Regions from separate parts of the Homo sapiens genome. Here region 1 is linked to region 2. The links are chromatin loops, found by intact Hi-C in ENCODE. Cell type or tissue: Caco-2. All regions are shown on one strand. Each heading gives the region's core, and the rest is flanking DNA. Links, peaks and the distances in the headings are about the cores only. Region 1 overlaps OBI1-AS1 (OBI1 antisense RNA 1). Region 2 holds the start of POU4F1 (POU class 4 homeobox 1).

Region 1 (16,027 bases), core at 3,330-11,329, 470 kb before region 2:
CACAATAGGACATACAAACACCCCAAGAACACAAAATTGTGCTTTTAATGACTGCCAAATTCTAAGATACTTTAATCTTACCATTCTGAGACTCTTTCTTTTTTTGGTGTGCAGATCGGGCTCTGGTTTATAACCAAAATCTTCTTAATGATTTTTAGCCCTGCCTCTTCCCTCCAGCTCTCCTTTCTCCTTTCAGAACTTACTCAAGTATTTTATTACTTGTGTGTTTGCAAAACATATTGCTCTTTTCTCTGTAGTATCAGATAACATTCCTAGCACTCTGAGTTAGACACTGGTTTCTCCTTTTCTGGGAAATGCATCCAGACAGGCAGTAAACATTTTTATTTCACTATAAATACGTGAGAGTTTATGATGTATAACGGGACTATAGAGTGACTGAGTATTTCTTCTCAGCTGATACTTAGCTCTCAGAGAAGCCTGAATGAATGGGATTTTCTTATTTTATATTTTCCTTAAGAACTTTTAAAATTTTTCTTTAATATAACTGAAAATTATCAAAAGGAAAGGCAAAATAGGAAAGGAGAAAGGAAGGGAGGGAAGAAGAGAGAAAAAGCATGAGAGCATGTGAACTTGTTCCTAATCTGGAATTCCAACTTTCCCAGCATTTTTCTGTTATCTTCACAGTAACTAGACTTAAAAAAAAAAAAACCCAAAAACCAAAAACAAAAATAAAACCTGGATTCTCCCTGTGTGCCTGTGTGAAAATTTTTGAAGCTATACAGTCACTTTTCTCCTTTTTTGTCTTCTTAATAAGTAAAGGTATTAACTGAAGACATGTAAGTTGCTTTAAGAAATAATTTTACGTGTTTGAGACTACTGACCCTTATAAGATGAATACAAAAATATTAGGTTCATTTCTTAAGTAGAAGTCTTTTAATTAGGAGCTTGAATAAAATTAGAGAATGTTGTCAATGTGGTTCCAAGTTTGGCTATTTGTTGTACTTTGGGCGGTTTCCTGTGTCCATCAGATTTAATGAGCTTCTGTGATCCTGATTTTGGCTTGTTATTATTGTATTCTTGTGTTTATTCTGACTTGTCTTGACAGTATATTATTTTCTTCTTTCTGCTATTTTATATTTGTGGTGACTTACAGTAAAGTGCTCCTAGACCAGAAATGTAATATGTAAGCATAATTAGGATGCCTTTTTGTTTCTTCGCACGTGTGATATGAACATAGCATACCCCATCTATATGAAATACATAGTCTTACATATTATTTGAATCTTATTAATTCATATTTATTCTGTGTATATTTTCTTCTTGGTTAAAAAAGATTTTATAATTGCTTATGTTCTCAGATAATATGATAGACTACTTTAACAACAAAGGATAATAGTGTTCTTAATAGCTAGGTATAATACTTACTTATGAGGACTAAAATAGCCAACTGGAGTAGACCTCTACTGTAGTGAATGTGTGTTTGCAAAACATATTGCTTTTCTCTGCAGTATCTGACAACCTTCCTTTTCTCTGTAGTATCAGATAACCTTGCCAATGGCAATGACAAAAAACATAATTATTTGTGCACCAACCTAATATAATTTATTTTTTAAAATAATTGTCACTATTTCCCACCTCTAGCTGTATCAATGGTGAAAAACAGAGCTATGGCTGTAAAAACTTTGTGCCCATAACATGGAAATAAACTATAATACTACATGCGTCTTAGTTGGAGACGTCATTCAAATAACATACTTTGGAAACGATATAGAAACTTAGAAATCAGCTACTATATTCTCTCAATCAAGAATAAGAAAACTGAAGTTCAGAGAAGTAAATATCTCAGCCAAGGCAGTACAGTGTGCTTGTAGCAGCTCCAGGACTAATGCTGAGCAGTTCCTTTTTCCCTCCTTAAGATTATGGCTTCATACAATATAGCAAAACTGAAAAACACACAGATTTGTTCTTTAAAAGGAAACACCTGTGGGTCAAGGCCAGCCCCTATGTAAACCTCAGGAAATACACACAATAAAAAAATACATTTGTATGCTGCTTGTGAATTATAAAATTAATGGCTAGATTGACAATTATTGAAAGTCTTTGTCTTTATCTGAGGGAGAAATTATCAGAATATAAACCATGAAACTAAATGGTCTGAGTTAACTGGATTGACATTAAAATCAGCTATAAAAGAATCCACTATTTAAATATGCCAACAACTTAAAACACTGTTTCCAAAAGTGTTCATTCTATGCATTATATATATATATAGATTTTTCTAAAACTTGTGAAAATCTAAGGATTATGTCTTAATTAATATCTTGTTCTTCCATTAAATTGATTATTTAATTAAGTATGGAGGGGTCAAGCATCATGGGCACCATTAGATGGCAGCATTACACAAAACTGTTGTTTGCATTTTGTACAAAATCATGTTTTAAGTTGCCAAAAAAGTTAGTTTACAATCTAATGTATATACTCTACAGATTTCTTTAATAGTAAGTTTTTAAATTTATAAAAAGGCAAGTTGGAGATTCTGGTACAAGAGAATGAGACAAAACTTAGAGAGAAGGAAAATAGAAAAGATGAGAAAGAGACATAAGAACATGTAAACCAATGACAGGTAAAAGATTATCTCAGGAAGACAAATAGGACTTCTGTCTATCATGCTGACTCCATTACTATCTGATGGCATACAGGATATTGCAAAATTCTGTAACTGTTTTGATCAAAATTATTTTGTTAAAGAAGTACTAAAAGTAAAGTCTTCACTCTGCGATGTTCTCTCTTAATGTCAGAATAAAAAGTAACCACAGGACAGGTGCAGAGGCCACGCCTGTAATCCCAGCACTTTGGGAGGCCGAGGCGGGTGGATTATCTGAGGTCAGGAGTTTGAGACCAGCCTGACCAACATGGTGAAACCCTGTCTCTACTAAAAATACAAAATTAGCCAGGCGTGGTGGCACATGACTATAATCCCAGCTACTCGGGAGGCTGAGGCAAGAGAATCGCTTGAAGCCTGGAGGCCGAGGTTGCGGTGAGCCAAGATCACGCCATTGCACTCCAGCCTGGGCAACAAGAACAAAATTCCATCTCAGAAAAAAAAAAAAAAAGTAGCTACATTCTATCAATCAATAAATGAGTAGAGATTGACAATTTTGAGTTCCTAGGAGTTGGGTATTTACTTAAGTATAATTTTATATGATAGTGATTTAGAATGAAAAAATACTTTTTTGAAGAAAAGACTTCAGTTTAATAAATCTCTTTTAGTAATAACCCAATTCCTTTTTGGAGACAGGTGTTATCTTACACATTTGAATATAGTATATGGAATGTAATTTGCTCTAAAGATTTGACTTGCCTAGTAGACATCCTATGTGATAGGTGTTAACAGGAAGAAAAATGCGAGAGTAACTCCAAACATTTTACATCCAAAAATTATGCATAAGGTACAATAAAGTGTAATAGACCTATGCCTAGGTAGTATTCTTTGCTGATATAGAAATACTGTATTTCTAGGTAGGAATGTAGAAGGTAGCAAGACTGAAAGGCTCTGCTCCTTTTATCTTTTCATTGGTCAATAGTGGATTTAAGTTTTGAAGGGCAAAATGTGATTACTCCATTTTAACAATTTTCACTCCTCCACTCCTTCCTTTGTATGACCAGCCTCTGACATAATGAGAGAAAAAAAGCCTATTGGGACCAGCTTAATTCTATGACATATTTTAACTAGGCAAGATCCTCATTAATGCCAGGGACTTTTCGGAGTCCCAGTCATATCCCCTTACGGAGATAGTTTATCCATAGTGTGTAGATCTGCAATAGTATAGGATTTACTGCCAAGTTCTTTCTCCAATTCATTCCCTACAGTAGAGGTCTACTCTGATTGGTCGAGTAGTTTAATCCCTATCCATATACCTTGTTATATTAGGAGTATTTGCTATTGTCTGTGTATGTGGAGATTTTTGAAGCTAAAATTTTTCCCCACCCTTCCAGAAGAAGCACAGTGAAGAGCTGCCCCTGTATTCAGGGTGCCTGATTCTTTCATGCTCCGGGGCATATTGTTATCACCAGCTGCAGTCAGGGGAAAGAAAAAATCTCCGTCCCTCTTATGTAATATAGTACAATTAGGCACATAATGTAGATTTTATGCTTTTCTCTGAAACATCTGGCATGTACTGCTTACCAAAACCAAAGCTTGGAGAGCCAGACCTCCTGTAGCATTTTAATATCAATGTGTCTTTTGACATAGTAGTTATCTAATGTTTGTGCCAGTTTTTGAAAACATCACATCTTAAATATCACCTCTTGAATGAGTGTAAATTCAAAATGCCTGCCAGGGGGTTATGTGTTTGTGGGAGGAACTAATATCTACCCTAATCTAAATACCAAATGAATTTTAGATTGTCATTCTAACCCAACATTAGCATTGGCCCTTGGGAAAATCATTGTTTATGTATTCTTTTCAGATACTCAGAATTAAGAGTCAATCTATTTAAACCTTGTTGCTAATATTACATCTATATTTCTGACATACTAGGAAAATGTGTACAGGGTTTTTACATTTGTCTACAGACAAAAAGTTACCAATAAAAAATTTTAACAAATTATCTTCAAATTCTCTAGAAAAAAAGATCAAGTCACTTGGTGGAAAAGATAAAATATCCTGAGATCCTTGTGAACAAAAACGTCTCTCACTGAGATCCATGATCTTCTTGTGGCAGGGCAATAGGGGTTAAAGTACCATTTCCAGCAAAACGTACTGCTCTAGCTTGTCAAGCCACCTTCAAAACATTCTGTGTTCCCATAAAATCCACATTGGAATAAATAAAACTTAAAAAAGAAACACAAGTGACATAAAAGTAAAACAAAGAATAAAATGAGGAAGAAAAAATTTATGTGGTTCATATATTCAGAGATTTTAGCAACATAATAAAATGTTGATAAAACATTTACACCTGTAGCTGCAAAATGGTTTGTATTCATTTACAAACCATTATTATTTGGCATTAGTCAGGATTCCATTAATTATGTTGAAATTTTAAAAGTAAATTATGGAACTGTTAGAACTACAGACAATGTGAGTGGACTCTAACATATTACAACATTAAAATGAAAAGTGTCATAAGTTACATAGACAATTTTTTTTTTTTTTTTAGAGGCAGGGTTCTGTTCTGTCACCCAGGCTGGAGTGCAGTGGCACAATCATGGCTCACTGTGGCCTTGAACACCTGGACTCAAGGGATCCTCCCACCTAGCCTCAGGAGTAGCTAGGACTACAGGTGCAAGCCACGACGCCCAGCTAAAATTTGTATTTTTATTTTTTGTAGAGACAAGGTCTCGCCATGTTGCCCAGGCTGGTCTTGAACTTCTGGGCTCCAGTCATCCTCCTACCTCGACCTCCCAAAGTGCTGGGAGTATAGGCATGCATCACCCTACCCAGCTAATAACTGTTCATTCCAGATAGTCACCTTAAGGTTTATTAATAAGTTTAACAAGGAGATTATCTGGATACTTATTTTACTTTGGAGTGTTGAGTTGACTCTGAACAGTACACAGTGCCTTGGTGCCATTTTGCTAGAGGTTTTGCAGAGACCTTAGGATGTTGTTCTTGAACTCTTAGGGCCTAGTTTTCTCAATTAAAAGAGTTGGTTACTGCAAATGGTTTCTAAGGTAGTTTTCAGATCTAAAATATTGAGTTCATGGATTTCAATATAATACTCTACAGCTCTCTACAACTGCGTGGTGAGTGCCTTGTTGTAAGAATGTTAAGTGAGTTATTTCTACATTTCGGTATTTTTATATTATAATGATTCTTAATAAGTATAAATTATCAGTGGCCACAACACTTACTATAAAACATGTTCAAAACAGATGGTAGTGCTGGATGTCTCTAAGTAAAAGAACAGATGGAGCAGGAGTTTAACCCTGGAAGCTTTGAAGGGTTTGAATGACAGAACTTATTTTTTACTCTAATTTAGGGAGAATTTGGTGTGAGGATGTGGTATACTATTTCAGCTATATGAAACAGTATACATAGACAGGAAAATACTTGAGTTCCAGCAATATGGCAGACTGACGCAATGTGAGCCACTTTCCACTAAAACTTGTGAAATGCTATATAAAATATAACAATATTGCTTTAGTAAAAATCTAAAGATGAGTTAGAAGGAGAATGTCTAGTTGCAGAGTCAAGGAGGTTAACCATAGGCAGAATGTAAGTGTATGAATTAGGGCTCTGGTTCTTGGGATATTGATAATCAAATATACATCCAACAGGGAAGCCATGCCATGAGGCCCAAGACATAAAGTTAGGCCTGGAAGGGTTGCCCCTTTTTTCTTTTCTTTTCTTTTCTTTTCTTTTCTTTTTCTTTTCTTTTCTTTTCTTTTTTCTTTTCTTTTCTTTTCTTTTCTTTCCTTTCTTTCCTTTCCTTTTCCTTCCTTCCTTCCTTCCTTCCTTCCTTCCTTCCTTCCTTCCTTCCTTCCTTCCTTCCTCCCGCCCTCCCTCCCTCCCTTCCTCCCGCCCTCCCTCCCTCCCTTCCTCCCGCCCTCCCTCCCTCCCTCCCTTCCTTTCTTTCTTTCTTTCTTTTTTTTTTTGTTTTTTTTTGAGATGGAGTTTCGCTCTTTGTTGCCCAGGCTGGAGTGCAATGGCGCGATCTCGGCTCACCGCAATCTCCGCCTCCCAGGGTTGCCCCGTTCTTAAAGAACAGTTCTGGGAAAAGTTAAGAAAGCTTTTCTATAGGCAAATAAATAAACCTCTCAGGAGAAATCAAAACCTCTACTCTGAAGTCCAAATTTTTACATCCATGTTGTATATGATTCCTGAGCAGAGAAACTAATGGAATATCTGAAACCAGCAAAGTCTCTGGGGCATTCTGCAAAAGCAAATATAGAGAGTCTTCCATAAGAAGAGGGTACAAAACACCCCCTCAGGGGAGACAATCATATAATACAACAACAATAATAAAATACCAACTTAAGATGAGCTCACAATAAAAATTATAAACTACGTAAGGGAAAGTCAGCAGAAACAAAAATAACTGCCTCGTACTAAGGCAATCAAATGGTTAGTATAAAATATGTAAGTGTCAACAATATTTAAGTCAAGGGAGCGAAAATGATATTGATTTTTTTTGATTATCATTTTTTAATTTATACTTTTCTCTAGTCTCTTGAATGTTTCACCAATAACTGGCATTTATTTTATAACAAGAAAAATGTTACAAAGGTTTCTGTTTTGCAGCATTCAACATACTGATTCTTGGGGAAAGTTTCAGGTTGCTCTCAGGTCAGTGGTAACACAAATATATAAAGTTCCTATTGAATTCCATGTTTGTTTGAAATGCTGTGAGAAATCCTAATATACTGGTTCATAACAAAATTTTATTTTTATCTTCAAATAAACGTTTCACTGCTTTTTTTTTAAAAAAAAATCAGTGTTCTGGAAAAGCATCAGCAATCATGGAAATAATTACTTCCTCACTCAATACTGCATCCCAAAGACTTCTACACTTAGTCTCTGATGGCAATATGAAACATGCAGCAGTCTCAATTATCAGATGGTATCTTTATTAGTGCATTATCTTAATCTGATGATTAGGATATATGGTGATCCATTAGTATCAGAGTTTGCAGACATAAGGTAAGTAAATTGCATTCAAAAGCGAAGGGTTTTGAGCTATAAGTAATCGCATCTCTCCCCTGTATGTCTTCAGGAGTACAAATAACCTTTCTTTTTCTTAAAAAAAAAAAAAAAAAAAAAAAAAAAAACCAGCTTGGGGCCCAGAGTAGGGGCACACACAGCTTTCAGAGAAAGGAGGGGGCAGGGCTAACCAAAGGCTGCCTTCAAAGGTGGTTGAGACCCAGGGGGATTTTCATCACAGGTTTTTGGCATTGGAAGGTCTTTGAAGATTTTTGGATTTTTGCTTAACATGTGGTCTCTGAGCCTGCTGTTCTCTCTGCTGATCTGAAGCCACATAGCCCAGCATGACTCCTATATGCTTGGTTTTCTGGAGGTAAGTCCCCAAGAACCTCTCCTGTTTTTCATCCAATGATTACTTTTCTTATGGGAGGGTTGCAATTTCCCTCCCCCTCTTCCCCACCCACTACTAACTGGCATCCCAGGCTTTGAGCATCCTTATCTGTCCCTCGATTGTATCAGACAGGGAAAGCCGGAAAGGAAAAGTAGTAGGGTAGAAAGTAGCCACTAGATGGCAGAATTGATTAAGCAGAATAGTATGTTAAGGCTGTGCATTCCAGCTACAAACAGGATGGGAAGAGACGGCTCTAAGAGCTGGTGCCTCCACATTTACCCCAGTACTGTTCCTCACCCGCCCACAGGTGGTCTGGCTGATCCTGGCACACTGTCTTTACATTCCACAAGGAAGTGGTGCTTTAGGGAGTGACCTCAGAGTCTGCCAATTAGCATGTAAAACTCTTGTGACGTTGCCCCTGGAGGTTAGAGATGCCTCTGAAGGTTCTCTAGTTCAGGAAGTGGTGACCTCCCGAGCAGCATATGTCCACCCACCCAGAAAGCCAAACACCTACTCTTTAATGTCCCAAGCAGAATACTGGCATCATCTCTTTATCTTAAAATTTTAAGTTCTGTATATATTATCTACAAATTCTATATTCTATTTTGGCACACCAGCCTAACCCAAGCAACAGAAAGTGGACAGATTATCCATTCAGTTTGCAGCTCGAGTTTACAATGGCAAATTATTCATTGCATTATCAGCGACCATTAGCTTTACAGAGTACCACAAGATTGAGACAAATATGAAAAAATATGAAGAACTCAGCATTCAAATATACCTTAAGTTTTGTTCAGCTGTAATTTGAACTCATCTAACATCTGCCCACTGTATTGGCTTGCTTCATGCAGCAATCCTATTTATCAGCAGTTTTGTGCTAGTTAAAAGAAACACAGAGTATAGTTCAGGGCCTGAAGTTTAGACCAATGTCTGTCTGTGTACTGTCTACTTTTAAAAGAATACTCTGAGGCATTGTACTCCGTCAGGCTAGAGTATAATGGCATGATCACAGCTCGCTGCAGCCTCAACCTCACAGGCTCAAGCTATCCTCCCAGCTCAGCCTCTGGAGTAACTGGGACTACAGACACCCATCACCATGACCAGCCAATTTTTTCTATTTTATTTTATTTTATTTTATTTTATTTATTATTATTATTTTTTTTTTAGAGATGGGGGTCTCACTTTGTTTCCCAGGCACATCTGGGACTCCTTGTGTCCAGCAATCCTCCCACCTTGACCTCCGAATGTGTTGAGATCACAGGTGTGAGCCACCGCACCTGGCCAAGTACTGTCTGCTTTTACAGGCAGCCTTTGTGTGAACAGCCCTGGGATTCCAAGTGATGTTGAAACCCTAATAAAAAGTGACAGAATGCTTACTTTGTCAAGAATGTGCCTACATTATCTCACTTTTTTGTTTGTCAAACTTTGGACCCAGATCCTATTAGCAGCTTCATTTTTTTTGGTAAGGAAATGGAAGCATAGGGCAGTTAAGAAGTCTGCAAAAATCCCCCAGCTAGCAATGATAAAGCAGATCTGGACAACAGAATAATTCAGGACAATTTCAATCTTTCTCTGGAAGTTGTTTTTTGTTGTTGTTGTTGAATTTGAATGTTCTAAACATTACATCTCTATTTAATGGTTGCATATAGGGTCAATTTTATATTTTCCCTAATTTGTAAATAGTCACAGAACCTATCATGTTCTGAATAATGGCTCGTATAAAATATGGACTCTTCATTAATTTAATTAATTGTGACCTAGAGCATAGAGCTTATCTTTTCCAGACAAAATGATGGGGTTAGAGTGTTATAGGAAAATGAAACTCTTGTGAGTGGTTATGTGAATCAGCCTAATGATAGCCAATTGTCTTTTACTTCTTCAGTTATGTAAATTATTGGTATTATAATTTCTGTATGTGCTGATGGGATATGTTACTGAGTGATAACTGCATCATAGCTCTTACCTGTCTCCTATAACCACAACCCAGTAGCTGAAGAGGAATCAAGAACCACTGTTCTTGCTCTCTTTTTTTACCATTTTAATTTGGAATAATTTTAGATTAAGAGAAAAGTTGCAAAGATAGTACGAGAGTTCTCATTAACACTCCATTCAGCTTCTTCTCATGTCAACATGGTACATTTGTCAAAACTAAGAAATTAACTTTGGTAAAATACTATTAACTAAATTGCAGCATTTATTCAGATTTCACTAGTGTTCTCTCTCTGTTCCAGGACACAATGGTGCATGCCCTGCCCTTCCCTTTTTTATCTAATTAGTGCTGAAATGTGAGAGTATATCAGCCCCTCGATCTTTTGCTGCCTGTGTGCTTTAAAGCCCAGAGATCTAATGCAAATCTCATGAGTGCTGGGCCTAGTGGGAACCCTGCTTGTGCTGCTAGGCCAGGGACCTTTGGACGAGTGTTAGTGCCTTAGGCTCATTTCCAACTTTTCTGAGGTACCTCACTGAGCTACTACAAAAAGATACCTTTTCATCCCTTCTGTTAAAAAATAAAACAAAACAAAAATACTCCAAGCAGTACTTTGCTATTGAGGACAAGATACAAATGGATTTTAAAGGCATCTTTTATGACACTATTCCTTTTCATTATTTCTTGGTTTATCCACTAAGCGAGTCACTGCTTCTTTGGGAAGACTCATACCATCAAGTGTTTTTGATACATAAAATCCAGATTGCCTGCTTTGGCCATCTTATTTTGTTTCCTCACTAGTTTTTCAGCATCATAAGTCATTGAGTATCAACACAACAAAAACTGTTGCAATTCTCTATTGGTCATACAAAATAATTGTTAGCGCTTCTGGAAAAAGAATTTTAATATAAGTGTATAAAAGGGATCTTAACACAAAATCACTTTTAATTTCCTACGTAACAAGAGAGATCTTTACAGGCTGACAATGACTTATAAACAACACTCAAGACAGTCACTTGGGTGATATGAAGAAGTTACATTTATTATTATTATAATTTTGGTCTAAATAATGAGGCTTCCTATACATGATTGAAAAATAACTTTCTGGTTTCTCAGCTGTCAGCTGTGTGCTCAGGTTATGCCCGTGACAGTCACACAGATAGGAAGCTTATATTAAAACCAGAATCAAAGGTAGCAGGAGTAGGAATCAGCCTACGTTAACGAACCATTGAAGCCTCTCTCTGGCATGCATGAACACTAAATCACTGGTTAGATCTCTGGTGATTTCTCACTTGAGAGATGTGAAGAAAATGGCACATTCAGGGTAACAGCAAAGCCGTAGCAACTTGTCAAAATAGTATCTAACATACAGGCTTAAAATTATTCTTAAAATGATCTTGATAGAGCTACTGGAAATATTCCCACCAGGTATTTTATTCAGCAGTGACCCTTGAAGAAGCAAGTCAGTGAATGTGGAAGCATCGGGATTCATCTGATAGACTTTGTCTGGGATCGTCAACCACTTTGGTCATAGTTAACATAGTTTACATAATGAAGGGTTCTTTTACGGCTCAAGATAGAGATGAGAACTAAGTGACACAAAATTATGAGTCTTTTCTTAAATTGACTAGGTAATTACATTGACTATTCTCTCTTTTACTTTTGAATAGCTGCACTGCAGTCAAACCATCTATGACATTATTATTCAATAAATTAGACAGTACTGAGTGTTAGGCTAATTTCTGGCACAAATTAAAATACTGGTAACAGATCCTGATGCTGATTATTCCCTCTTATAATTAGAGTTTACATGATAGAAATAAAAATTTGATTTTTTTGTCCTTTGTAAGGGAGTTATACCTTCTTTTGTTTTATTTTAGAGACAGGGTCTCACTTTGTCACCCAGGCTGGAGTGCAGTGGTAGGATCTCAGCTCACTGTAGCCTTGACTTCCTAGGTTCAAGAGATGCTCCCACCTCAGCCATCCAAGTAGCTGAAACTACAGGCATGCACCACCACACCTGGCTACTTTTTGTATTTTTTTTTTTTTTTTGGTGGAGACAGGGTTTCACTATGTTGCCAAGGTTAATCTCAAACTCCTGGGCTGAAGTGATTCACCTGCCTCAGCCTCCCAAAGTGTTGAGATTACAAGCATAAGCCACTGTACCCAGCCTATACCTTAATTGAGAGTACCTTACTTTCAGTTAAGGTATAGGCTGGGTACGGTGGCTTACGCTTATAATCTTCTTTCATTTTGAAGATGCATAAATTGAGCGTCTCTTCTCTATTTGTTTAGCTAGATGCATTGTTGTTTGCAATTTAATTTGCATGTGTTCATGGGGACATTCTATGTGTTAGGTAGTATGGGAGTTTGAGATTAATGAAACTCACAGTCCTTAGAGGTTTTTTTTTTTTTTTTTTTTTGAGACTGAATCTTGCTTTGTTGCCCAGACTGGAGTGCAGTGGCACAATCTCCACTCACTGCCACCTCCGCCTCCCGGGTTCAAGCAATTCTCCTGCCTCTCCTTCTCCCAAGTAGCCAAGTAGCTAGGATTACAGGTGTGTGCCACCACACCCAGCTAATTTTTGTATTTTTAGTAGATACTGGGTTTCACCATGTTGGCCAGACTGGTCTCGAACTCCTGACCTCATGATCCACCTGCCTTGGCCTCCCAAAGTGCTGGGGTTACAGGTGTGGGAGTTGAAGGAAGAAGGAAGCGGATAAGTGGGAGGAAAACTAAAGAAAACAGAGCAGAATAAAAAAATATATATAATGTCAGTTTTTATTCTGCTAAAATATAATCTAGATTATGTAGTTTGTGTTTCCATATTCAACAGCAGTGTTTCTGAATCATAGAAGTCTCATGTTTAGAAGAGTAAAACATTTTATTAAGATTTGGATTAGATGATAACTAACTTTGCTACCAGCTGTGTGATTCCAGTGTCAGATCTTAACAAAGGTAGAGAGTTTTTCTTACTTTTCATCTGATAATTATAAAATTAAAATAAATATCAAAATGTTTCCAGATATGTCAGAAAGCTGAAGGGTTTCATGAGCCTAGATGGTTTCTGTTATCCGCAAAAATAGATTTTTAATTAATCCATGGCCCAAGATGTTGGTTTAGTTGTGTTCTCCTTCATTTTAGTTCAGAATCTGGAGAGGATACAAAATTCAATAGATTTTTCTTTTTCCCCCCCCAGCATAGGAACTACAGAGTAAGGATAGCTCTGCAGGTATATGTAAAAGCTAATTCTATGAGGAGCCAAAGACAGGGTTTCAGAAAGTCCAGTTTAAGACACGAGAGAGAGATGAACGATGTGCCTCCAGAAGTATGCATAGTCCACAGAACAAATTATGTAGATCAGTTGAACTGGTGAGGAGATAAACACTTTTGGCTAGTTAAGACTTCATGGAAGACGTGGGATCTCCATAAGACTTGGAAGAACAAGTTGCTTTTAGAAAGTGTGGGAGAAGGTCCAGGTGCTGTGGCTCATGCCTATAATCCCAGCACTTTGGCAGGCCGAGGCAGGAGGATCACTTGAAATCAGGAGTTAGAGATCAGCCTGGCTAACATGGTGAAACCCCATCTCTACTAAAAATACAAAAATTAGCCGGGCGTGGTGGTGCGTGCCTGTAGCCCCAGCTACTTGAGAGGTGGAGGCTGCAGTGAGCTGAGATCGCACCACTGCACTCCAGCCTGGGTAACAGAGCAAGACCCTCTTTCAAAAAAAGAAAAGAAAAGTGAAAAAGTGTGAGAGAAGAAGCAAAGTACATATAAAAGGAAATATGATGAGAATAAAATTCCAGTTACACAACTGTAAGATGTTTCTGGGAAATAACAGTAGACCTATTTCATATGGATACACAGGGAGATAAAATTACAAAAATGAGGACAGATCTTTGATGCTGTGCTAAAGAATTTAGACTTGGTCTTGAAAGCAACAGGAAGATACCCTCAGGCCCTGAGCATAGGGATGACATGATTGAAGTACTATTTTAGAAGGTTTACCTAGGAATAAACATGAAGAGGTTGATATAGGGAGTTATTGGAGGCAGAATGACCAACTGAAAAGTTTTTTACAGCAGTCCAACTGTGTAACTAAAGGGCCTAAAATAGAGTAGGGAAAGTGGAAATATACGGAAAGAATAAAATGTGAAAGACAATTCAAAGCTGAAATTGGCAGGACAGGACTTCATGCCTAATTGGATTCAGATAACCAGGTAGGGAAGAGGTGAAAATGTATGAATGTTCTGAGTCTCTAAGACTGTGATAATAATGATAAAATTAGTCCAAACTGAGAGCAGGGATTGAGTCCCTAAGACTATGATAATAGTGATAAAATTAGTCCAAACTGAGAGAAGGGATACCTGTATTCCTGGGCTGTTGTGAGAATTAAATAAAAAAACATAAAAGCTGTTTTAAAATTTCTGAATTATATGAAGATATGGCCTGATTAGAGAAGAGAAAGTCTAAATAACAACCAATAGGGTAAGAATGAGATAAATTTTGTATGAGGAATCTTGGGTTTATGGTTATCCAAGTAGAGATGGTCAAAGTGCCATTCTCAATGATCACCATTGCCATAAACAGAGGAATCTATTAGGATAAAAAGAGACCAGCACAGAATCAGTTGTAGGTGTTACCAGAAACATGACCCACATGGCCACCTCCATTTGGTAGTGTTTAAGTAAGTAAAGAAGGTAGCAAGGCATCACACCAGGAGAAATAAAGGATATTTTTTGAGTGTGTATGCAATGTGCCAAGTGCTTTTACTCACACATTTTATTTTAACACACTCATTATGTTGGGTGGTAGAAGCCTCACTTTAGAGATGAGAAACATGGCAATCAGATTTTAACTATATCTCCATTAATAAACAGTGAAGCTGTTTTTCTGATTTCAAGACAAGTGTCTTTTAACTAGACCATCTATACTTTAGTCTTGGCATGGACACATACCAGGATGACTCAACTTGGGTGACATAACCCCTGTGAACCTTGGTTCCTACTGTAAGATGGGAAGGATCATATTTAACTTATGTAGTTGCTGTAAGGGTAAAATAATGTGAAAGAGTTGTGAAAATTGATAAGTACGGGACAATATAACATTATTATTAGTGTGTAGTGATAAGTTTAATTTAAACACATGATTGTACAACTCTGCTTGGAAGAAGTTGCTGTGAAACTATTAAAGTATGGCTGACATTCTCCAACCATCTGACTTAAAATTTCCAAAATTAATTTTCACTGGGCAATGCCTCTGAAATATATCTTTTCCTTGATTTATTTATATAGAACAACAGAATTATCTGTTCTAGTTAGATAAAAATTTCTAAGAATCATTTAAAATTTACTCTGAAATTCCTTACTCTCTAATCTTAAAAGTCCTTGAATATATTAGTTTAACGTAGCTCTTTCATTAGTACACCACTTCCATACTGAACTGATGACAATGCTTATTTTAAAGCTTTTGTAATGCTTAAAAACATGCCTAGATCTTCAAAATTATGGTCACCATTTTGTTCTGTAATATTGTGTTTGTCTTCTATGAAAACCTGCCACATTCAATAGCCATATGTATGTTAATGAAAGAATAATAATGACAACTAATAGAACACAAGATGTGTCAGTGTACGACTATCAGAGCAAAATCAAAACAAAACTGCATAAAGACATTATGAATCTGGATCTGAAGCTTCTTGGTTCTTAACTAGTTTTATGTTAATGAAACAATTATTAGAACACACAAAACCCTTCCTTTTTAATTTGATAAATTGAGTGGTGATGTGAGTTAATTGAACCATCGGTGTGATAATAAGATGCAACTGGTATGATTTATCAGAGGATGACATGGTTACAGGCATTGCTTCCACAGAAAATAATGGCTGTTATTACCACTTCCTGAGGTGAGCAGGCAAGCCATAAACCTAGCTTATTGCTACACAGGTCAGAGGATGAGGGGTCCATTTTGCCTTTTGTCTTAGTGGATCCTTTAAGGCTGTCTCTTAATAATTTGGAAAATATTTTTCCATATTCCACAAACAATATCAATACTGACTTTGTTTAGGCTATTCTATAATCTTAACCTATTTAGCTAAGTATTAAA
Region 2 (12,132 bases), core at 1,201-9,200:
GCAAAAAAATACATCATTCTCAATCTCTCCCCTTTTTGTCCCCCTTCAACACCCTACCCTCCCCCCATTTCTTTGTGTTTTCTTTTTGTTTGGTTGTTTGTTGAAAGGTTCTACCAGGACCTGGCCCAGTATAAACACAAAAACGCACCCAAATCATAAAACTGCTCTTCTTTCAGTTATGTTTTATTTGTAAGTGTACTGGGACACATCCCCCTGTTGTATTTTGGCGCATAGAATTGGTTCTGATAGAAGTAAGGGAGGAGAAAGGTAAAAGAGAAAAAACATAACCAAGGAGAAAGCTCAGCAGACATACATGGACAGGTAGATCAATCCGTGAGACATTTCAGGATGAACACTGGCAGTCTGTTACCACTGTGTGAATGTGTGCATTAAATAAAATATTTACAATAATCTTTTTTCCTTTTTCTTTGAATACAAGAATATGACAAAAATGTTTTCAGTGGAAACAGGCAGTAGACTGTGAAATCGCACTAGCCACAAAACGGTCTACCAGAAAGCTAGCCCAGTTTAGTGCTCAGTTTCAAATGCATAGAATGTTTGCCCTGCAAACAATGATATACAACATAATTAAATAAATAATGCCTAACCAGAGTGAGACCTAATTGTGTTTCTTTCCACACCTTTCAGATCATGCATGATTTCAGTCTTGTTAATCGGCAGGTTTTTTTTCTTTTCTCATTTGTTCTGTTTTCAATGTTTTAGTTATGATTAAAGGATGGTAACAAACCATCTCTACGAGAGATCCAAAGAGTATCTTGTACACAAAGCAGGCATTTTACCTAACCACCTTCAACTATCTTAATTTTTTAAAATCCACCAGCAGCTTGTAAGGTACCTGATTATTACTATGAAATACTATACATGATTTTCTATTTGGGAGACTGGTAGTGCAAATTAAAGTTCTTGCTACCCAACATTTATCCCCTGTAATAAATGACTCTTGAATAATAAGAACAAGTAAAAGGAAACACAGTTGTTCTGTTTTCGCCCAACATGCAGACCTCTTTGAAACAAATGGGGGTGGGGGCACTTTAAATCTGTCTTCCTCTTTTCTGGGATTTAGGTGATTTTCTCACAGCCAAGTCCTACCGCAAAAGAAAGCAGGAACTTCTCAACATTTCTATAATTTCATGTCCTCCAAGAGAGGAAGAAACGGGACCTAGAAGAGCAAGATGAGTCTCGTTCAGTGGAGAAAACAGGAGAGAGTATCTCTCCTAATAACTTTCACCCCATTAGTCTATTTGAATCAACAGGAAAAATCAGTAGTTTAAACCTCTCTCTAAAAAAAAGATAAAACTGAAAGGGCAAGTTAAAGTTCTATGAGTGGGAAAAGCTTATTTTGAAATTGTCTAAAACTAGATCTTCGACATAAGAGGAAAAAAAACTGTTGTTAAAATTGTTTCATTTTCCTAGAATAAGATATCTCGAAGCTCCGGAATTCTGCTTTTTAGTAGCTCAAAGACTATGCCCTTCTCTCCAAAGACCCCCACCCCAACAGGACCAGGCCACCAGAGTATAGGCAGGGCCACGGGAAAACTTGGATTCCACCTAAGCAAGCAGCCAGCCTCCCCCTGACCCTCTCTTTTCAGCTGTGCTCCCACTCACTTCCCGGGATTGGAGAGCAGCCATAGGCCTCTCATTGGAACGGAGGAAATAAAGAGGATATGGATGGGGTGGAGGTGAGAGAGGGAAAAATTAAACACGCAGACAGAACAACTAGCTTTGATACCCAGAACTTCAACTTCTCGCTCGTTTGGTTTTCGTTTTTCGACTCAGTTCGTGCGTGTAGGGTTGGGGAGGTGGTAATAATGGTGGTGCTCTTTTTTCTCTTCTATGGGGGAAAATGAAGTTGCAGATTATGGCTCCCCGGAGTTAAAATTTCTAAAGCATTTTCCTTTGCTTTTGTTCTGTTTTGTTTTAGTTTGTCTTTATTTGTCTAGTTTTTGGTGGTTGGTAGGTTTGTTTTTGTACATAGTTCCTTGGTCCCCAGGATATTTAGGTAAGTGTCTCTGGTCAGAAACAGTCCATTTTCCTACCCTTCCCGCGTCTCCCCCCACCCAAACCCCAGAACCATCCTGCTCCTTAAAACCCCTGCTCGGGTCTCCGCTTTCCTTCCCCCCACTCCCCACTCCCCCGAATGCTCCCCCCCTTCTCCCCTACCCTATACTCCAATCCCCACACCCAGCACCCCAGTCCTCAAGGCTAGGGGACAGCAAAGGCAGGAAAATCAGAGAATGGGTGGAGGAAAGAGAGCGAGAAGGGACTCCCCAAATGCAGGCAGGATAACGGACACTCCAAATCCGAGGGGAGGCAAGCAGAGGAAAGCCCCCCAAAAATGCCTCCTCAGCTCCCCATTCTGTCCCGCCCGACACCTCCCAGCCCCCTCAGTAAGTGGCAGAGAATTTCATCCGCTTCTGCTTCTGTCTCTGGTTGCAAAACCACACCCGCACCACGTTCTTTTTGAGGTCCAGTTTCTCGGCGATGGCGGCGATCTTCTCGGACGAGGGCCGGGGCTGCACGGCGAAGTAGGCCTCGAGGGAGCGCTTCTCGGGCGCGGCGATGGAAGTCCGCTTGCGCTTCTTCTCGCCGCCGTTGAAGAGCTCAGGCTTGTTCATTTTCTCGCGCTGGGCGCCCTCGGCCTCCTCGAGCCACGCCTGCAGGATGGGCTTGAGCGCGATCATGTTGTTGTGCGAGAGCGTGAGCGACTCGAACCTGCAGATGGTGCTCTGGCTGAGTGAGCCCACGCCCGGGATCTTGAGGTTGGCCAGCGCCGAGCCCACGTCGGCCTGCGTCACGCCCAGCTTGATGCGCCGCTGCTTGAAGCGCTCCGCGAACGCCTCGAGCTCGCGCGGGTCCGTGTCCGAGTCGCAGATGGACGCCAGGCCCGCTGCGCCCACCACGGCCGCCGCCGCCGATGCCGCTGCCACCTGCCCGGCCGCCGCCGCCGCCGCTGCCGCTGCCGCGCCGTGGTGCGCCGCCGCCGCCACCAGCCCGGGGTGCGGCAGCCCGGACGGCATGTTCATGGCGGCCGCCGCCGCGGGGTGCGACAGGTGGCCCAGGCTGTGCATATGCGGGTGAGGGTGCGCGGAGCCGCCCAGGAGCCCGCCGCCCGGGCCGCCGCCGCCGCCCCCCGGGCCGCCACCGCCGCCTCCCCCGGGGCCGCCGCCCGGGCCGCCGCCGCCGCCCGGGCCGCCACCGCCCCCCGGGCCGTCGTGGGCGCCGCCGCCGCCGGCCGCCGCGCCCGCGCCGCCCGCGCCGGCCATGAGCGCGAGCGACGGCGAGGAGATGTGGTCCAGCAGATCGCCGGGTTCGAGCGCCTGGTGGTGGTGGTGGTGGTGGTGGTGGTGCGCCAGAGGCACCGTGGAAGTGGACGTGCACGGCACGCTGTTCATCGTGTGGTACGTGGCGTCCGGCTTGAAAGGATGGCTCTTGCCCTGGGACACGGCGATGTCCACGGCCGCCAGCGCCTCGGCCCGCGCCAGCAGCGTCTCGTCCAGGCTGGCGAAGAGGTTGCTCTGCAGCTGCAGGCGACACAAACCAAACCAAAAAAACCACAAAACCAAAAGAGCAAAACAAAACAACAGAAGAAACACACACACAGGCCGGAAAGCACAGCATGCGAAGGGCAAACACAAAGCAACCAAAATAACAACGGGTTTGGGGGCAGTGGAGAGCGGGAAAGACGGAGAGGGGGCACATTGACGACCAGGGAGGGGGCAGACGAGAAGGGATGGGAGCGTGGAGAGGGGGACAGAAGTAGGGAGAAAGGGGGACACAAGAACACATTCCGGAAACGGGCGTGGGAGACGAAAAAGAGGGAAAAGAAGAAATGGAAATGTAACTCGCAGCTGGGGACCCGTGTCACACACCCGAGCACGCACAGAGACTGCCTTTCTGAGGCGTGAAATTAACAGAGAAAGTAGAGGGAAGTCGAGAGTCCTGGCCCCAGCGCTCCCTACTCCGATCGCAGGCGCCTGACGCGGAGGCAGAGGCAGACAGGAACACGACATTAAGGGCCGCCGGACAAAACGTGCCTCGCTGCGGGACTGCTCTACACCCCCTGCCCGCAGTTCCCCGCACCGGGACCTGCACACACCAGCCCCCGACATGCAGCGTTTCGGAGACGGGGAGGGGCGGGCGCGCGGGCCGGGGCCGCGGGCGTGGGGCGCTTACCGGCGGCGTGGGCAGGCAGGCCCGCCGGATGGCCTCGGAGCTGGAGTGCAGCGACGGGTACTTGTGCTCAGGGAGGGTGGGATGCATGGCAAAGTGAGGCTGCTTGCTGTTCATGGACATCATCGTGGCGGCTTGGCATGTATATCCACAAACACTCCGAAAGTCCGCGGGAAAGTGCGTACGCCGGCTCACCCGGCCTCCCTTCGGAGGCTGCAGCCGCGGCGGTCGCGGCGGCTGGCGGCGGCCCCGCCGCGGGCTGCTGCTGCTGCTCCTGCTGCTGCCAGGCGCTCCCTCTGACCGCGCAGAGCGCCGCGCGCCGGCCTCGCGGTCCCGCTTCTCCGACAGCTCTAGCCCCGCGCGCCGACGGGATGCACTCCTCTAACACCTGAGCCCCACTTCTCGCGGCCGTCCCGGGGAGCTCTCGCGAGAGCTCGCGGCCCCACCGCGCTGACAGGCATCAGCTGTCTCCGTCTGTCTGACGCGCGCTCTCCTTCTCGGCGGCCCCGTGCGTCTGCGCGCGCGCGCGCTCGTCCGGCCGCGACCAGCGCGTGGGAGCCGCTCTTATAGTGACCACCAGCAAGGACAGCGCAGGTGATGCACCTGTAGCTACCCGGGCATGCGCACTGCCCGCCTCACCTTTCCCACCGTGGTCTGGAAAGATCAGAAGGTCCAGCTATTGTCTAAGGGTGGGCACCTTTTAGAATAAAAAAGACGAGATGCGCGCACGCCCCTCTATGTGTGTGTGTGTGTGTGTGTGTGCGTGCGTGTGTGTGTATGTGTGTATGTTTCTTCTCCCTGATAGCAAGCCTTGAATATATGAGCATTACTTAGGCATTCCTCCTCTTCGGGATGCCTAACAAGCTGTTGTATAATGTATACAGCTGGACATTTCTACGTTAAATTATGCCCGCGCATTCCTCTGTATACAGTATAAATAACAACACAGAAATGCAGAAGGTGCTGTCTTTTGCTGCAAGAACCTGTTTCTTTAAAGGTTTATAAATAGGTTCCTGGAGAATAATCGCGGTGACAGACATTTGTTTGAAGCAGTCAGACGCTATTGATTTCCATATAATTTAATTTCCTCCGCATACTTTTTTGTTGTTGTTGTGAATATAACTGTGTCAGGCACCGCCAGTGACAGCCACTTAGGAGCCACAAGGAGCGTGTGCTTTCTACTCGGGAAAAGCTGTTGAAATGAAATTGTGCATTTCTCTTATTGTTTGTCTCCTTCAACCGTGTACAAACCCACGTTTCAAACGAGCTCCGGGTGATCTAAGGCTTCTAGTAATCAAAAGGAAAAAACAGTTAACAGGGTGTAGTTGGGATCCTTCCTCCCCTCAGCGTACACACACACACACACACACACACACACACACACACACTTTATGCTGGGAACTCCAGGAAAACTGCTTCAGAGAAAAGGGAATAAGATGTTGAAAAGAGAACTTTCTTTTCCCTTCCATCTTTTTGGCTTTTTGCCTCATATCTCTGCCTGCTTATATATATTTTTTTCAATAGGAGACAGATCAAACTAACTTACAGGAAAGCTTGATTCAAAAATATTAAATCAAGCCAATTTGAAAGAACGGGGACAAGCTCTGGTCCAGTTTTTAAATTTTTAAAAAATTATTGTGAAATTAAGACCTAAAAAGAATAAATCAATTAGCCAACCTGTTATATGGCCCTTATGTGGTAGCAGATCAAGAGCCTCCCAGGGGAGCCACAGTTCAGGTGCCAAAGTCCCCAGGGAAGGAGCACTTGCTCGCGGTGATAATAACCTAACAGCCCAGATGTTATCACATCTGCGGTAAGAGAGCTGGAGAGCAGCAAGGGGCTGCTTATGGAAAGCAGAAATCAGATAATCTTTCTGTTCTCTCCCACACCAAGGAAGTCTGTATTTCCACCAAAGAGCAGATCTCATTTCTATAAACCTAAATTTGCGTTCCCGTGGATTTTATCTTTCCTCTGCACAAATGCATGTGTGTTTAGCATACCCACTCACCTACTCAGATTCCAAGAAGAGCCCACAGGCGTCACCATGGCTTTTTCTTTCTTTCTTTTCATGTTCCCCCCCACCCCCTCCCTTCCTTCTAGCTCCAGAGGGAAGTGAGAAGGATGTTCACTTGCTGGTGAGAGAAGGAGCTGGTTCCATCCATTACGCAGTCCCCTGGGAGCGCTAAATGCAACTTTATCTCAACGGGGAGTGGACGATGAGCAGGACGTCGCTAGAGGGAAAGAGTGAGTCCTACGGTAGTCATCACACCGGGAGTCCGGGCTTAACCTAGTCCTTCCTGACACCCCTGGTGGCCGTTCCCTGCGCTCTCTCTTGACGGGAAAGAAAAGGCCCCCACAGAGGGTGAGGGCCTGGAACCTGCCCCTCCCCTCTCAAGGAAGCGCTGGTCTTTAGGGACCCTGAAGGGTACAGGAGCAACAGAAAGGTAAACAGTACAGGTTTGCGGCCGGGTGGGGCCTCTGAGAGCCAGGTGAGCTCCTGAGTACCCAAAAGGCACCTCGGTTCACCCTCCAACCCTGGGAGGCTTCCATTAAACCCAGCGGAGAGATGCCACCTTAGCCTGAAGTTAGGAGTTAGTCCCACCAAGATTTCCTTCCCTGTTCACCTCTCTTTCGACAACAGGAATACCCCACCTTGGGGTGAGGCCAGATCTTTGCTTGGGGTATTGGGTGTTTTGATGGGACCAGAAACATGAGGGCTATGGGTACAATCCTCCCTCCCCCTCCCACCATGGATAGGAAGCCCATCTAGGATACATCCATCTTCACTATAGCACTTAGTGCAGAGTTTGTCACAGGAAAAGTACCCCACCAAAAAACACGTGTGTAGGAAGGAAGAGAGGCCAGTTTCGGGTAGCCTGGGGGAGGGGTGGTGGCCTAGGGGCTGTTCAACAATCCAGGGCTGGTTGGAGATTGCAGGAAGATCCCTGGGTGGGGGGATGGGGGGGTCTACATTCTCCTTAAAAAGGAGGGGTGTGTTTTCCCCAGGCAGAGCTGTAAATTTTTATTCCAGCCTGTTCTTTTTCAGGAGCCAATTATTTCACTCCGCCCTCATTAACTTGCTACCTTATCTTCCTTCCTCAAATTCTTGCTGAGCGGTAGTCTGGCCCAGTACAAGACACTGGAGATAAAATGAGGTATACAATATGAGTACCTGCCCTGCAGGAGGTGACAGTGTATGTGCGTGGGGAAGCCACGGATAAAAGGCATCTATGACACAGGTATAACAGGTGTGATGAGAGGGATGTGTATAGAAATATGGAGCGGGTGATGCTTGGACAGTTATCATGCCTCATCCTCGTTGGTTCTCAGCCCAGGCTAAAGAATAGGGCATGCTGGCACATCTGCAGGCAGTTCCCTGGACCATATCAAGCCTCTCCCTACTTTCCTCCTGATGCGTAAAAGGAAAAGGTGGTGGGCTTGGGCTCAGCTCACCCATATGTCACTGTTTTGTTTTCCTGGTTTGGCAACTGCTGTAACTCGTTGGCCCCTGCCTGTGCTAATGATACCCACATGGGGTCTGAGCCTTGGCATAGATTCCTGGGCAATTTTTTTTCCTTCTTATTTAATGACCAACACAGATCTCCTCCTCCTCCTCATCTCATAGCTTTGCATTTTATCAAGAGAAGGATAATGAATGCACAACTATTGATTTCCAAGGAATTTCCGCCCCCAGGGACAGGGAGTCTATCATGTGGATCAGAGACACATTTCTTTCCCTCATTAATTAATTTTCTCCTCCTCCTTTGGCAGGCCTCACTTCCCGTTTCCTTTGGCAGCGCCCTTTTCCCGACCTAAGGGAGCAGACCTTCGTTGGTTGGCGTGAGGACTGGCGGGAGAGGTTTTGTGCCAGGATCCGCACTGTCTGGGGTGAACGCTCCTCACCTTTGACCTGAACCGCCAACTTCCCATCCTCCACTTTTGGAGAGCGCGCCTGATAGCTGCTGCCCACCTGGGCACTGACATCCTCCTTCCGACCGGGTGCGGAGAAAGTTAGTATTTGACTCCGCAGCCACTACTCGCCCCACCTTCTCACCTCCGAGGGGTTGAACCCGAGTTGTCTGTTGGGGTTTAGGGACTCAGGATCGGGTCTGAGGGACTTCGACATAAGTGCGTGGCGGTAGTGGGTATACAGGGGAGGGGGGCCGGGCCCCTCGCTCCTTCTGGAAACCGGGCCCCACTTGCAGGCCCGGCCACCTTGGGTTCTGGTGGCCGAAGCCGGAGCTGTGTTTCTCGCAGACTCGGGGAGCTACATTGTGCGTAGGCAATTGTTTAGTTTGAAAGGAGGCACATTTCACCACGCAGCCAGCGCCCTGCATGCAGGAGAAGCCCCCAGGGCCCAGGGTCGGCTGGCTTTAGAGGCCACTTAGGTTGTTTTAAGCACATGTGAAAGGGCAGACAGCAGGGGAGCAGGATATGGGTAAGATCTTCGGGTCTCAGAACAGGGGCTGCCCTTGGGCTGTCCCGGCGCCCTGGGCTCTGACACTGAAGGGTGGAATGGAGGAAGGAATGGAGAAAGGACGGTGGAACTTTCGCTTCCCCTCTGGGCCGCCTTCCCAGGGTCATGCCTGAGCTGCTTTGATCCCAGTGTCGCGCATCTTGGTCCGCTACCTCCCAGGCGATAGCTACTGGGCTCCTCGCTGGCCTCACTGGGGGCCATCCCGGGCAGTGGCCTGCCCTCCGAGGCCCGCGGGACCCAGCCCAGAGCTGAGGTTGGAGTTCTCCGGGCCACGTTCCGGGTCGCTTAGGCTCGGAGATTTCCCGGAGACCGTCGTCCTCCCTTTCTGCTTGGCACTGCGGAGCTCCCTCGGCCTCTCTCCTCCTCTGGTCCCTAAGGCCCGGAGTGGTTGGCGGTACTGGGGCCCGTCGTCATCTCTGCTTCTAAGGCATTCAGACTGGGCTCCAGCTGGGACCGGCAGAGGAGGTTCTCAAGGAAACTGGTGGGAAATATAGTTTTCTTTCGTCTGGTCGTTTAATTTAAATGCAACTTCCCTTGGGGACATTTTCCTGGACGTTAACCAGACCACCTTGAGATGTCGTTGATGACCTAGAGACCCAGATGATGCGTCCCAGGAAAGTTCACTGCTGACTATTGTCACTCTTGGCGTTATATCTATAGATATAGACCTATGTACATATCTCCACCCTGATCTCTCCGTGGACATGAAACCCACCTACCTTGTGAAAGCCCTACGGGTGACACATGACTACTACGTCTCTGTCCCAACAGGGGCTGGGCCTCCCCTGCCTAATAGTTGCCAGGAGTTTCGCAGCCCAAGTGAATAATGTCTTATGGCTGAACGTGGCCAAGGACTCCTGTGATTTAGGTCCCAGGAGGAGCAGAGACGTCCCCGCCCCGCCTGGGCCCTGCCGCATTCAAAGCTGGAAGAAGGCGCTGATCAGAGAAGGGGCTTCCAGGTCCTGGGTTAGAACAACAACAAACAAACGAAACTCCACAACAGACACGCCTGCCCATGACCCCACGCAAGGACATAGGAAGTTCTGTCGCCTTCCTGCTCCGCGGATAGCCGCCTGCCGTCTGCTGCCACCAGAACGCACGGACGCTCGGGGTGGAGGTAGTCAATGGGCAGCAGGGGACCCCCAGCCCCCACAAGCGCGGCTCCGAGGACCTGGAAGCGGGTGCCTGTCGCTCTCCGCAGGCTCCGCTCTGCCTCCAGGAGCAAGATCCCCAAAAGGGTCTGGAAGCTGTGGAGAAAACCGCAAGGACGCGAGTCCAAACCCGAGAGTGCGGAGCTGGGTCCTGTCACCCGGCTCCAACGCTCGCCGGCGCCGCCGCCAGCCGCCCCTCCTTCCCGCCGCCCGCACAAATCAAAGCCCCTTGCGAGGGACTGGGAAATAGTTGCCTTGTCATGTAACACATTGCCCTGATTTATTATAAAATTTTAACGAAATCATGCATATTTTAACAGCCTTTAATCACTGCATGAAAATTTAATTCATGAACTGTAGCGCGTTTAAATAAATGAAGTGTTAATTCATTAGGATTAATTAATTTGTTAAAGGATTGTGTGCAAGGTTAAGGTGGAAAGAAAACTCTTTGTTGGTTTCGCGTCTTAATCGCCAGGTTTCACGAGTAATAATAAAATGAAAGGAAACCGCAGGGCGGGCCGTTCGGGTGGAGCTTGGGCGGGACCAGCCCGGAGCGCCCCCGAGAAAGTGGGAAAATCGGGCTGGAAGGGCTAGGGCGCGTCTGTCTTCCCGAGACTGGGGAGTGGGGGTCCGGTGGGGGCTAGAGGGGAAGGGAAGAGCGGGCACCGGCGGCGGGAATCCGAGAAGGCCGAGTTCGCTGTAATCCCAGGGACAGAAGAGGGCTCAGAGCCGAGGCTGGCGGGCCGGACCCCATCTCCCCAACCCGAACACAAAGATGACCCGGTGGGTTAGGCGAGGTCGCCCCTTCCTGCCCTCAAAAGGTCAAGTCTCGTCTTAATGGACAGATGATGGGCCAGCTCGCCACCGCCTAAACGTTCCAGCGCCCAGGGAGCCACTGTCTCGCCATCAGGCCGCCGGCTCAGGAGGTTGGGGCAAGCCCAAGAGCCTCTGGGGACTCCGAGAGGAGGCGGAGCAAAGCCAAACGTGTAAACCCAGGCTGGAGCAATCCGGGAAAACTTTTTTCAAATAGGAGCCCTGATGTTAAGGAATGGTTTCTTCAGCACCTCTTCTGAGACACAGGCTAAATAGGCGTATCCTTCAGCACAGCCCGACACACAGGAGAGGTGTCCTCTTCTGCGCAGAACTCTTATTCACCCTTCAAGACCCAGTACGAGTAACAGGTCTGTGAAGACGCCAGACTTTCTCACTGCTCCACGCTATCCCCAACAGGGGCATTTTTCTACTCACAAATAATGTAAGTATCAAAATGCATTAGAATTGCATCCTCCCACCTCCCAGTAAGTCTCAGTAAAGGGCCAAGCCATATCTCTTGGGAAAAGGATCTTTATATCCCCAAATTACAAACGTCACATAAGGCCCACACTTCTACACACCAATAAGCTAACATTTATTAGAGAAGGTCTGCTCCTTATTAAGACACAACACTTAGAATCTAGGATAATGACAAGAAAAAGACATAGCAGGCCTAAGAATCTGCCTTGTTTCTGAAGTGGAGCTGCAACTCAAGGCATTCTAGACTGTCTCAGTCATATAAAACTGAAGATCGCCCTAACTTGCACTCCAGGTGGGTTCTGTAAAGAAATCTGCATCTTCACAGATGCTTCCTAGCTGACTGGGGTTCCGAGAATTAGGCAATAAATGTTCACTGTGCACTCAGATCATTGCTTAAAAGGTTTTCTCTGCCAAGTATTATTAAAAGGATCAGGTTACATCGTGATAGGCCAAAGCTGTGTTGTAGGACTCCCACAAATGGGAATGAAAGAACTTCTTATGAGGCTCTGGGAAACCCTTCTAATCTAATAAAGTACATCCCATAAACAGTTAATCTCAGTTTGATTCTCTCTACAAATACCATCCAAAGGCACAAAAGGGGGAGAAATCTAGTGTATGTATTTCACTTTGAATCATTGAAAACCATTCAAGTAGAAACAAGAAGTTCCTGAAACATCATAGACTCAAGACCAAGTTGTCTTTTTCAGTAGTCTTTTCAAACCAATGTAGATGGCCAAGAGATGATTGGGAAACAAAGCCGACTTGAAATTAAAGGACTGTAAACTACTGTACCATGTTCTTTTTTTGTGTGTCAGCTAACTCCATAAAACAGGAAAAAGACTTGGCATTTTTGGATGGAATGATTTTAAAAATAAAAGATGAATACTAAGTCATGACCAAAAAACAAACAAAACTGCTAGCATCCTGTCACATTCCCATAGCCAAAGCATTTTAAGCAGTCAAAAGATATTTTTCTAAAAACATGAACTGTCTGCTTCCTTATCATGAGTACATCTTTTT

What was found. A loop is a pair of places that touch in the nucleus more often than their neighbours do. Peaks named below come from ENCODE experiments on the same cell type or tissue, not always from the same donor. Only the 100,000 strongest peaks of a DNase experiment are listed, where the experiment ranks them.
Region 1: it touches region 2 in a loop (7-fold over the local background); 3 of 110 quality-filtered maps call a loop at or near these places.

What each region holds. Positions count from the first base shown.
Region 1 is chr13:78,129,662-78,145,688 of GRCh38, forward strand. All of the region lies in intron 1 of OBI1-AS1 (OBI1 antisense RNA 1), which reads left to right. Among named protein-coding and RNA genes, the nearest start is that of OBI1-AS1, 83 kb to the left of the region's middle. In Caco-2, for the core only: a CTCF peak has its summit at 8,186 (motif pointing right); DNase peaks (open chromatin) are centred at 8,270 and 9,280.
Region 2 is chr13:78,599,010-78,611,141 of GRCh38, forward strand. It overlaps POU4F1 (POU class 4 homeobox 1), which reads right to left and starts at 4,543. Exons shown (of 2, transcript NM_006237.4): 1 at 4,195-4,543; 2 at 1-3,542. The coding sequence starts at 4,317. The coding sequence ends at 2,406. It overlaps OBI1-AS1 (OBI1 antisense RNA 1), which reads left to right. Exons shown (of 6, transcript NR_047001.1): 4 at 6,292-6,435; 5 at 7,963-8,201. It overlaps LOC780529 (a long non-coding RNA gene), which reads left to right. Exons shown (of 1, transcript NR_158457.1): 1 at 1-610. RefSeq lists a silencer at 4,334-4,493 and enhancers at 7,611-8,472, 8,473-9,332. In Caco-2, for the core only: a CTCF peak has its summit at 6,483; DNase peaks (open chromatin) are centred at 4,622 and 6,472; H3K4me3 peaks cover 2,057 bases.